2 separate regions of the Homo sapiens genome follow, and region 1 is linked to region 2. A link is an interaction called in ENCODE POLR2A ChIA-PET data of the cell type or tissue named here. Cell type or tissue: endothelial cell of umbilical vein. All regions are shown on one strand.

Region 1 (5,000 bases), 260 kb after region 2:
GAATACAGACATAAAAATCCCCAACAAATATTAGCAAATATAATCCAGCAAAATATAGAGAATGATCACGACCAAGTAGAATTTATCCTAAGAGTTTATGCAAGGCTGCTTCAATATTCAAAAAAATATAGTCTACCATATTACCAGCATATTAAACCATACTAAACCACCACAACAACATACTAAAGAAGAAAAACCACATAGGAAGTAAAAGTTATCTCCAGTGCAATAAAGCAAGAAAAAGAAAAGGCAAAGACTGGAAAGAAACAAAACTGTCCCTATCAGCACACATAATTGTCTATGTAAACCATTCCCAAGGAACAGCTAGAACTAGTAAGTTTAGCAAGGTCACTAAAAACAAGGTGAACATGGCTGAGCACAGTGGCTCACACCTGTAATCCCAGCACTTTGGGAGGCCGAGATGGGCGGTTCACAAGGTCAGGAGATCAAGACCATCCTGGCTAACATGATGAAACCCCGTCTCTACTAAAAAAATACAAAAATTTAGCCAGGTGTGGTGGTGGGCGCCAGCTACTCAGGAGGCTGAGGCAGGAGAATGGCGTGAACCTGGGAGGCGGAGCTTGCAGTGAGCCAAAATGTGCCACTGCACCCCAGCCTGGGTGACAGAGCAAGACTCTGTCTCACAAAAGAAAAAAAAAAAAAAACAAGGTGAACACACAAAAAATTAATCATAACATAGCACACTGTAGTCTGGAACTTCAAGCCACTGCACCTGGCTATAGTTTTATATAGTTTCTGATCCATTTTATATAATATATAAAATATATTTTTATGTTATATATATAACTATACCTAAAACAATAAAACTTTTTGAAGAAAACACAGAAAAACTTCATGACTCGGGGTCAGGCTACTAGTTGTTAAATATGAAAGAAAAAAATTGCTAAAATGGACTCCATCAAAATTAAAACCTTTTGCTATGAGAAAGACACCATAAGAGAATAAAAAGACAAGCTTCAAATCAGGAGAAAAATGTTGGCAAACCACATATTTGACAAAAAATTTACATCCCAAATATATAAAACTTTCAAACTTAACGAAAAACAACTCAATTAAAATATGGACCAAAGACTTAAGACACTTCACCAGTGAAGACACATGGATGGAAAATAAGCACACAAAAAGATGTTCAACATCACTGCCATTACGTAAATGAAAATTAAAATAATGAACCAGGCACAGTGGTGTGCGCTTGTAGTCTCAGCTACATAGGATGACTGCTTAAGCCCAAGAGTTCGAAGCTGTAGTGCACTATCATCCGATCATGCCTGTGAATAGCCACTACACTCCAGCCTAAGCAACATAGCCCCTGCCACATCCCCATACACACACCCCACAACCATAATGAAATACCACTACACATCTATTAGAATGGCTAAAATAAACAATACTAACAATACCAAGTGCTGGTGAGGATGTGAAACACCTGGAATTTTCATATACTGCTGGTGGCAATGCAAAACAGCATCACTGTTCTAAAAAAAAAAAAAAGGTGGAAGTTTCTTACACAGTTAAACATATTCTTATACTATGACCCAGCAATCTGACTCCTGGCAGTTTAACCTAGAGAAATGAATGCTCGTGTTTACACAAAAACTTGCATATGAAAACATATAGCAGCTCTAGTTGCAATTGCTAAAAACTGAAAATAATCCAAATAACCTTCAACAAGTCAATGGATAAACAAACTGTGGGTACACCCATACAATAGAACACTACCTCACAATAAAAAGGAACAAACTTGGTACATGCAACAACCTGGATGAATCTCAATGGCTGCTGAGTGAAACAGGCCAGTCTCAGTAGGTTACTACATACTCTATGATTCCATTTATATGATATCCTCAAAAGGATAAAATCATAGTGATGAAAAACAGATCAGTGGCTGACAGGGATGAGGGGCAGGGAAAGAGTATGACTAAAAGGAGACGGCAAAAAGAGAGTTTTATGGGATGATGAAACTATTTTGCATCTTTTTTAAGTGTTAATTTAAAATTGATTTGGGTGATGATTAGATAAATCTACACATTTGTTAAAATTCATGGACTTGTACCCCAAAAATGTCAATTTTGCTATATGATAAAAAATAAAATGGAAAAAAAGATTGTTGCATTCCAACATACTCAGGATAAAACTCAAAAGACACAAGGCAATATAATCACAAGCCACTCTACTGCTTAAGGGATAAATCAGCCCATAAAAATAAAATATAAAGGCTGGCCAGACACAATGGCACATGCCTGTAATCTCAGCACTTTGAGAGGACAAGCTAGGAGGATCGCTTGGGCCCAGGAGTTCAAGACCAGCCTGGGCAACAGAGTAAGATCCAGTCTCTACAACAGATTTTAAAGTTAGCCACATGTGGTGGCACGCACCTGTAGTCCCAGCTACTTGGGAGGCTGAAGTGGGAGGATCGCTTGAGCCCAGGAGGTCGAGGCCACAGTGAGCTGTGATCATGCCTCTGCACTCCACCCGGGGTGACAGAGTAAGATTCTGACTCAAGAAAACACACACACACACACACACACACACAAAGGAAGACATCAGCATCACGATAGAAAACACTATCTGCCGTCATCGTTCTAATTGCATGTAAATTAAATCATTTAGTCCTCACTACAACTCTATGAAGTAGCTACTTTTATTTTGCCCTTTATCCTTCCGCCTCAGCACCCCCTGCCCAAGTAGCTGGAACTATAGGCGTGCACCACCATACAGGGCTAATTTTTGTATTTTTTGTAGAGATGGGGTTTTGCCATGTTGCCCAGGCTGGTCTTGAACTCCTGGACTCAAGCGATCTGCCCACTTAGGCCTCCCAAAATGCTGGGACTACAGGCCTGAGCCACTGCACCCAGGAGTCTTCTTTCACTTATTTTGCCATGCCATATTTTGTGCCCTAACTATCTGAAGAAACTGAGGCACAGCAAGATGGAGTGAAGCCCAAGTAAGTGGTGGAGCCAGGATGTGAACCTAGGCAGCAGGGCTCCCCAGCCTGTGCTATTAACTACCACACTACAGTTCAAAGCACTTTAGAAGTGAAATATAATTACAGAACAAAATATATGAAAAACCAAGGTCCTTATCTTCTCCCTCACTATACTTTTAGATTCCCCTACTTTTACAAGTAGCAACACCATTTTTTCAGTTACCCTACTTCAAAACATGAGCCATATTTGACTCCTCTCAACTTTCACAACCTATCCACTTCAATTCTCCTGGATTCTACTTGGAAAAATCTCTGTTCATCCATCCCTTTCTTCCTATTGTCATTGAACTCTATTCTCTCTCATTGTACTCCAGTTCAGATCCACATACTAACCTGGATTGTAGTGACTTCCCCTAACCAATCACCACATTCCTCCTTGCCATCAATAAACATCTCTCAAGGATTAGATGCTGCTGGATTTATCTAACTCAAACTGTCCTTTCCAAACTGCTTAATGTATGTAGCTCAGCTTATCCTGGCATTCAAGGTCCTCATTGCTCTGGCTCTAGTCTACCTTCCAGTCTTTTTCTCCATTCATTTTTTACATAAAGTAGGGAAAGGGGGAAAGAAGATGGAAAAACTACTTATTAAACCACTGTGCACCACCTATTTTGCCAGTAATCTTAAATATACTCTTGTTTAAGCATCACCTTATGGATGGTTCTAACATCCCTGACTTGCCCAAGGCCACACAGTTCTGTAGAAATGGTGGGAGATGGGGTTTCAATCCAGCTGTGATTAAGTCCATTCTTTTTCTACTATATCACAGATTTAATTATTCAGTTTTCCTCAAATGTATTTGCAAATGCTCAAGCTATTCCTTGTGAGGGAATGATGTCAAGGCCCAACTTAAATAATTCCTTTTTATGAATTATTTCCTAATTCTCCCAATGGGATGTGATCTTTCTTGTGAACCCCCATAGTACGCTGTATTTCTCCAACTCGTTCACTTTTTTTCTTTTGTATTTTAGACTTGCCTGCTTAACACAGTCTACTCTTTTTTGAAGACTGTGTCTTAACAATATCTATGTATTTGCCGACAATGAGCCGGAGTCATGAGTGACTGAATTAACACGATCTCTATGGGTTGGGTTTTTTCCCCCAATGAAAAAAACTGGGTCAACTTGGCTCTCTGCTCCTCCCATTTGACACACAGCTGCATCTTCTCATGCATTGCCAGCTGCATCGCTGAGGTAGTGAAGGTGATGGCCGGAGTCAACGGATTTGGTCGTATTGGATGCCTGGTCACCAGGGTTGCTTTTAACTCTGGAAAAGTGGATATTGTCGCCATCAATGACCGCTTCATTGACCTCAACTACATGGTCTACATGTTCCAGTAGGATTTTACCTATGGCAAATTCCATGCACCGTAAAGGCTGAGAATGGGAAGCTTGTCATCAGTGGAAATCCCATTACCATCTTCCAGGAGCGAGATCCCTCCAAAATCAAATGGGGCAATGCTGACGCTGAGTACGTTGTGGAGTCCACTGGTGTTTTCACCCCCATGGAGAAGGCTGGAGCTCACTTGCAGGAAGGAGCCAAAAGGGTCATCATCTCTCCCCACTTTGTTGACGCCCCCATGTTAGTGATGGGCATGAACCATGAGAAGTATGACAACAGCCTCAAGATCATCAGCAATGCCTTCTGCACCACCAACTGCTTAGCGCCCCTGGCCAATGTCATCCATGACAACTTTGGTATCGTGGAAGGACTCATGACTACAGTCCATGCCATCACTGCCACCCAGAAGACTGTGGATGGCCCCTCTGGGAAACTGTGGCGTGACAGCTGCAGGGCTCTCCAGAACATCATCCCTGCCTCTACTGGTGCTGCCAAGGCTGTGGGAAAGGCCCTCTCTGAGCTGAATGGGAAGCTCACTGGCATGGCCTTCTGTGTCACCACTGCCAAGGTGTCGGTCATTAACCTGACCTGCCATCTGGAAAAACCTGCCAAATATGATGACATCAAGAAGGTGGTGAAGCAGACATCGGAG
Region 2 (5,000 bases):
CCACAGACATGTGCCACCTTGCCCAGCCTTTCCCAATTTTTTTTTTTTTTTTTTTTTTTTAGACAGGGTCTCTGTTACCCAGGCTGCAGTGCAGTGGCACAGATCACAGTTCACTGCAGCTTCCTCCTTCCTGGGCTCAACCAATCCTCCTGCCTCAGCCTCCTCAGTAGCTAGGACTACAGGCATGTGCCACCATGCCCAGCTAATTTTTCTATTTTTGTAGAGACAAGGTGTCACTGTGTTTCCAGGGCTGATCTTGAACTTAAGCAGTCCTTCTACCTTGGCCTCCCAAAGTGTTGGGATTACAGGCATGAGCCACCATGCTTGGCCCATGGAGGATTATATTGAAAGATTGATAGCATAACAGAATAAAAGGTGAAAATGCCCTTTTAAATCTCCTGCTCTGGCCTCTTCACCAAAGCTCTTCCCTTTCCAGAAAGCTACTATTAACAGTTTGGTATATGCTATTCCAAACTTTGTGTGTATGCATAAACTTAAAGCATTAAACAAAAAATTGGCTCACATTGTACATTTTATTTAGATCTTGCTTAGATTAACCCATGTGGTTCTTTTTGATGTTTTAAGGCATCTCATTATGATGTATCTGTAGTGCTCCTGAGCGGTGAGACCTGGGGGGTTGCTCACTCCTTCAGTTTTCTACTTATCAGTCCCGAGGACCCTTTTCCACTACAGATCTCTATGGCTTGCTCCTCACTTTAAGTCTTTGCTCAAATGTTGTGTTCTCTGACCACCCTACGTAGAACCGCAATACCCTACCTTGATTCCTCTCTGCACTCCCATTTTGCTTTTCTAACATCTATATATTTTACTGAATGTGTCTTTGCTTACCTTCTGTAGTATGTAAGCTCAATGGTAGCAAGAGTCTTTTCTTCACTATATTTTTTATGTTTTTTGAGGCAGGGCCTTGCTGTGTTACCCAGGCTGGAGGGCAGTGGTGCAATTTCAGCTCACTGCAACCTACATCACCCCCACCCCCCACCCACCCCCACCTGCATCCCTACTCAAGCAGTCCTCCCACCTCAGCCTCTTAAGTAGAGTAGCTGGGAACACAGGCATGCACCTCCACACCTGGCTATTTATTTTTATATTTAGCAGAGACGGGTCTTGTCATGTTGCCCAGGCTGGTCTTGAACTCCTGAGCTCAAGCATTCAGCCAACCCTGGCCTCCCAAAGTGCTGGGATTACAGGTGCACACCCGGCCCACTCTCTTTATTCTTAGTACCTGGCTTACAGCAGATGCTCAGGATACATTTGTTGGTTCTGTCAGTCAGTCAACAAACAAGTGAACTCAGGACCCCTCTCAGATTGATAGCCACCCAACAGCCCAACCTGTCTCCTTTTCTCCTGTTATCACTCTCCACCAAAGAGCCCTAGGGGTGGGTGCTATTGGGTTGCAAGCAGGTTGAGCATCTTCACTGGGAGGGTAATGTGGGGAACTGCCATCAGGGACTCTTCAGATGCCTCTACAGAAGTGTTATGAAGAATAATGCCAACAGGAATACAATAGTGTTTTATTGATCACTTACTGTGTGCCAGCCCTGCAAGTCAAGAGAGAGAAAGTGTGAGCAGCAAAGGCAGGGGTAGAGCTAGCGATGCAGAGAAAGAGAAAAAGGAGAAAGTGAGCGATAGTAAGTGGTGAGGGAAGGGAAGGGAGACTAGTGGGGATTGAGTTGGAGAATTGAGAAAACTTGCCTAGGGGGCCACTATTGCTGGTCAGAAGAGTGACACATGTTTGACCCTGAAAAGTAGATCTCTGCTAGTGTGAGTTTAACTAGAATATTTTAACATCCATGCTGCAATCTTTTGAGAGAGGAGAAAGAGTGGCAAATTATGTCTGCTAGTATGGAAACATGTAGTTAGCAAGTCAGCAATTTAAATTTCATGGAGAGGGAGATAAAAGACCTTATCGGGAGTAAGAATAGAGCTGTGAAGGACTATATTCAGTGTTTCAACCTCAGCCAAAGTTGTAACAGCCTCTTAAACAGAGGCAAGTTAAAATGATTACAAATTTAATGTGTGTTTCCATTTGTATCAAATGGTTTGTCCAGTCTGTACTAAGATAATTTAGTAACATACCTTTCTTTGCCTTAAGGATGTTTGAAAAGTAAAACAAACTATTTAATGCAAGTTAGGATAAGTGTAGTCAATTTATAAATACTCACTAGAGAGGGAAAAGGAAACAGCTGTAGACAGTGTTAACCATAAAGAGAGGTTGTTTCCAGAGTTACCCAAGATAGTACCAAGACTATCTGCCCAGATTGGATAATAATTTTTCCCCCAAATTCAGTCTTGTTTTGAAAGAATGCCCAATAGTTGTTTTATTTCGGTTTTTGTTTGTTTTTTTTTTGTTTTGATTAAGTACCTTTAATGAGTGGAAGTAAAATCTTAAGATTGATTGTCACTGGGACCCACTTTTCTTAAGTGTTGCATTCTTATGTGAGAATGACCTGTTGATTTCCTTTCTCTTGCATAGTTGACACTCTTACCTTTTCTTCCTTTTAATTCTAGTGAGGATGCTGACACAACCTGTGACCTTAGGCAAATTACTTAAAACTAAGTCTACATTTCTTGGTTGTTTTTTTTTGTGTGTGTTTGAGTCTCCATTTTCTTAACTATAAAATGGGATATTAGTATCTGCCTTGCAACTTTATTGTAATGTATTAATGAAATGCCATTTTTAAAAGGGCTTATTTATATTTAACACAATGCTTGGCACAAAGTAGGCACCAGGGGAATGGTATTTCCTTTTCTCCTCCCCCTCCTCCTTATGGTAAACTTGTGCACATTGTTTTCTTGCTGAAATGGCTTTGAGAAGCAGCCTCACAGTTAAAAGTGCAATTGGCCTTTGATATATACTAGATAGTTTGTTCATACAACTTGGGAATTGGAGAACCATTTTCTAATTCAAATGAGAACTTGGAATTCTGTCTCCAATAAAGCTTCTTACAGGTCATGCGTATCCCTGAATTTACTCACAGGCTAATGTTCACAGGCTACTCTTTGTTTCTCTTTCAGATGAACAGACTAGCCACTTTGCATTGACTGGAAACAATGGCATTTACAGAAAGAGTCAACAGCAGTGGCAACAGGTAAGCATAGAATCTATGATTCAAAGACATGCTGATATTTAATTTTATAATCTACTTTTCAATGAATAAGTTTGGTCTTTTTCAATTTTGCAACTTAAGAACTCACGGGTGCAAGAAAATGTTTGAAATTTTCAGTTTTCTCTACATGAAGTCAAACTTGTTGGACTGGCTACATATTTTCTTTTAAATCTAGCAATCGCTGAGTCTGTTAACTCATTTTTTTTAAAAATGTGGATGTTAATTTAAATGATTAAATCAGCATTCTAATGCTGTGTTCAGGATAACAAGATTGCACTGATTTGGGGAAAGCATACACATGTTCAGCCTGTGCTTGAAATAAATAAACAAATCCATCTCATCCTGAAAGCTGTGAAGGAGGGAATTCCTTCATATTTGTATTTTGCCCCTTTCACATCTCTCCCTCCAACTCTGCACACACAATTTAGTGCCTTCTTGCATATAGTAATTGATCAGTGTTGATTGAGGGGATCATATTAACATTTTGAAGCAGTTTTACATAATAACTCATTTGACATTCGGAAAGAATTGTTATCACTGATTAGTTTTTATTTAAAGTATTAGCTATTCAAAAATATATATATATATATATTTTTTTTTTTTGAGATGGAGTCTCAGTCTGTTGCCCAGGCTGGAGTGCAGTGGTGTGACCTCAGTTCACTGCAGCCTCCACCTCCCAGGTTCAAGCAATTCTGCCTCAGCCTCCCAAGTATCTGGGATTCACCATGTTGACCACGCTGGTCTCTAACCCCTGACCTCAGGTGATCCCCCTGCCTCGGCCTCCCAAAGTGCTGGAATTACAGGCGTGAGCCTCTGCGCTACTCCAAAAACGTATTAAATGTTTTTAAATGTTACTACTACCCCTTGTAGTAACATTCTAGCAATTGCAGAGTTGTTTTTATTGTTACTTTTATCATAATTTCTATTTATTAATTATTATTATTATTATTTTTTTTTTTTTTTTTTTCCCGACTGGGGCAGGCGGGCTTTATTCCGGGTGCTGGAGAGCTGTGGGCCCCACTCCTCCCCCAGAATGCCACCGGGTTGAGGGGCTGAGCCTCAGCAGGGGTGAGCGCTCAGAGCAGGAAGGGGATGATGGGCATGCGCAGGGGCGGGTAGTCCCGGAACTCCTTCAGGTAGCTGCGGTGCTTGCCCTTGGCCCAGATGGTCATCTGGGTGAAGCCCACCAGGGAGAACAGGGCCACTGGGAGACACTGCGTCATGATGGCGAAACCGATCCAGGACCCCACCTCGTAGGTGTAGTTGGGGCAGGACACCAGCAGGAAGAGCCACGTGAAGGGGTTCTTGGTGGGGTATGGGATCTTCCGCGTCTTGGACCCAGCGGGCCGCAGGTCCCGCAGGGCCATGTGGATGGAGAAGTTGCCGAGCTGGCAGATCACAAAGATGGCGAGCGCCAGTTTCACCTGCTGAGCTCCGTAGGTAGGGGGAGTGTAGAGAGGGTGATTGATGTAATAGGCCATCCACGCGGCGAAGCCCCAGTAGTAGGTGCAGTTCTGAAAGGGAGCAGGGCAGGGATGGGACTTGGGCCAGCACCGGACAAGGCAGATGCTGCCCATGTCTCATCCCGAGGTATTATTATTTTTTTAAGACAAAGTTTCGCTATTGTTGCCCCGGCTGGAGTGCAGTGCCATGATCTTGGCTCACTGCAACCTCTGCCTCCCGGGTTCAAGGGATTCCCCTGCCTCAGCCTCCCAATTAGCTGGGACTACAGGCGCATGCCCCGACACCTGGCTAATTTTTGGTAGAGACGGGGTTTCACCATGTTGGCAGGCTGGCCCCGAATTCCTAACCTCAGGTGATCCACCTGCCTTGGCCTCCCAAAGTGCTGGGATTACAGGCGTGAGCCGCTGT

What was found. Peaks named below come from ENCODE experiments on the same cell type or tissue, not always from the same donor. Only the 100,000 strongest peaks of a DNase experiment are listed, where the experiment ranks them.
Region 1: POLR2A ChIA-PET joins it to region 2 with 5 read pairs; 7 of 35 experiments call an interaction of 5 or more read pairs at or near these places.

Annotation. Positions count from the first base shown.
Region 1 is chr4:87,202,886-87,207,885 of GRCh38, forward strand. The region is part of intron 1 of KLHL8 (kelch like family member 8); the gene reads right to left. It also overlaps the pseudogene GAPDHP60. Among named protein-coding and RNA genes, the nearest start is that of KLHL8, 15 kb to the right of the region's middle. In endothelial cell of umbilical vein, no CTCF peak of the experiment used is centred here; no DNase peak of the experiment used is centred here.
Region 2 is chr4:86,945,462-86,950,461 of GRCh38, forward strand. It overlaps AFF1 (ALF transcription elongation factor 1), which reads left to right. Exons shown (of 21, transcript NM_001166693.3): 2 at 3,037-3,110. The coding sequence starts at 3,073. It also overlaps the pseudogene TECRP1. Among named protein-coding and RNA genes, the nearest start is that of AFF1, 13 kb to the left of the region's middle. In endothelial cell of umbilical vein, no CTCF peak of the experiment used is centred here; a DNase peak (open chromatin) is centred at 2,190.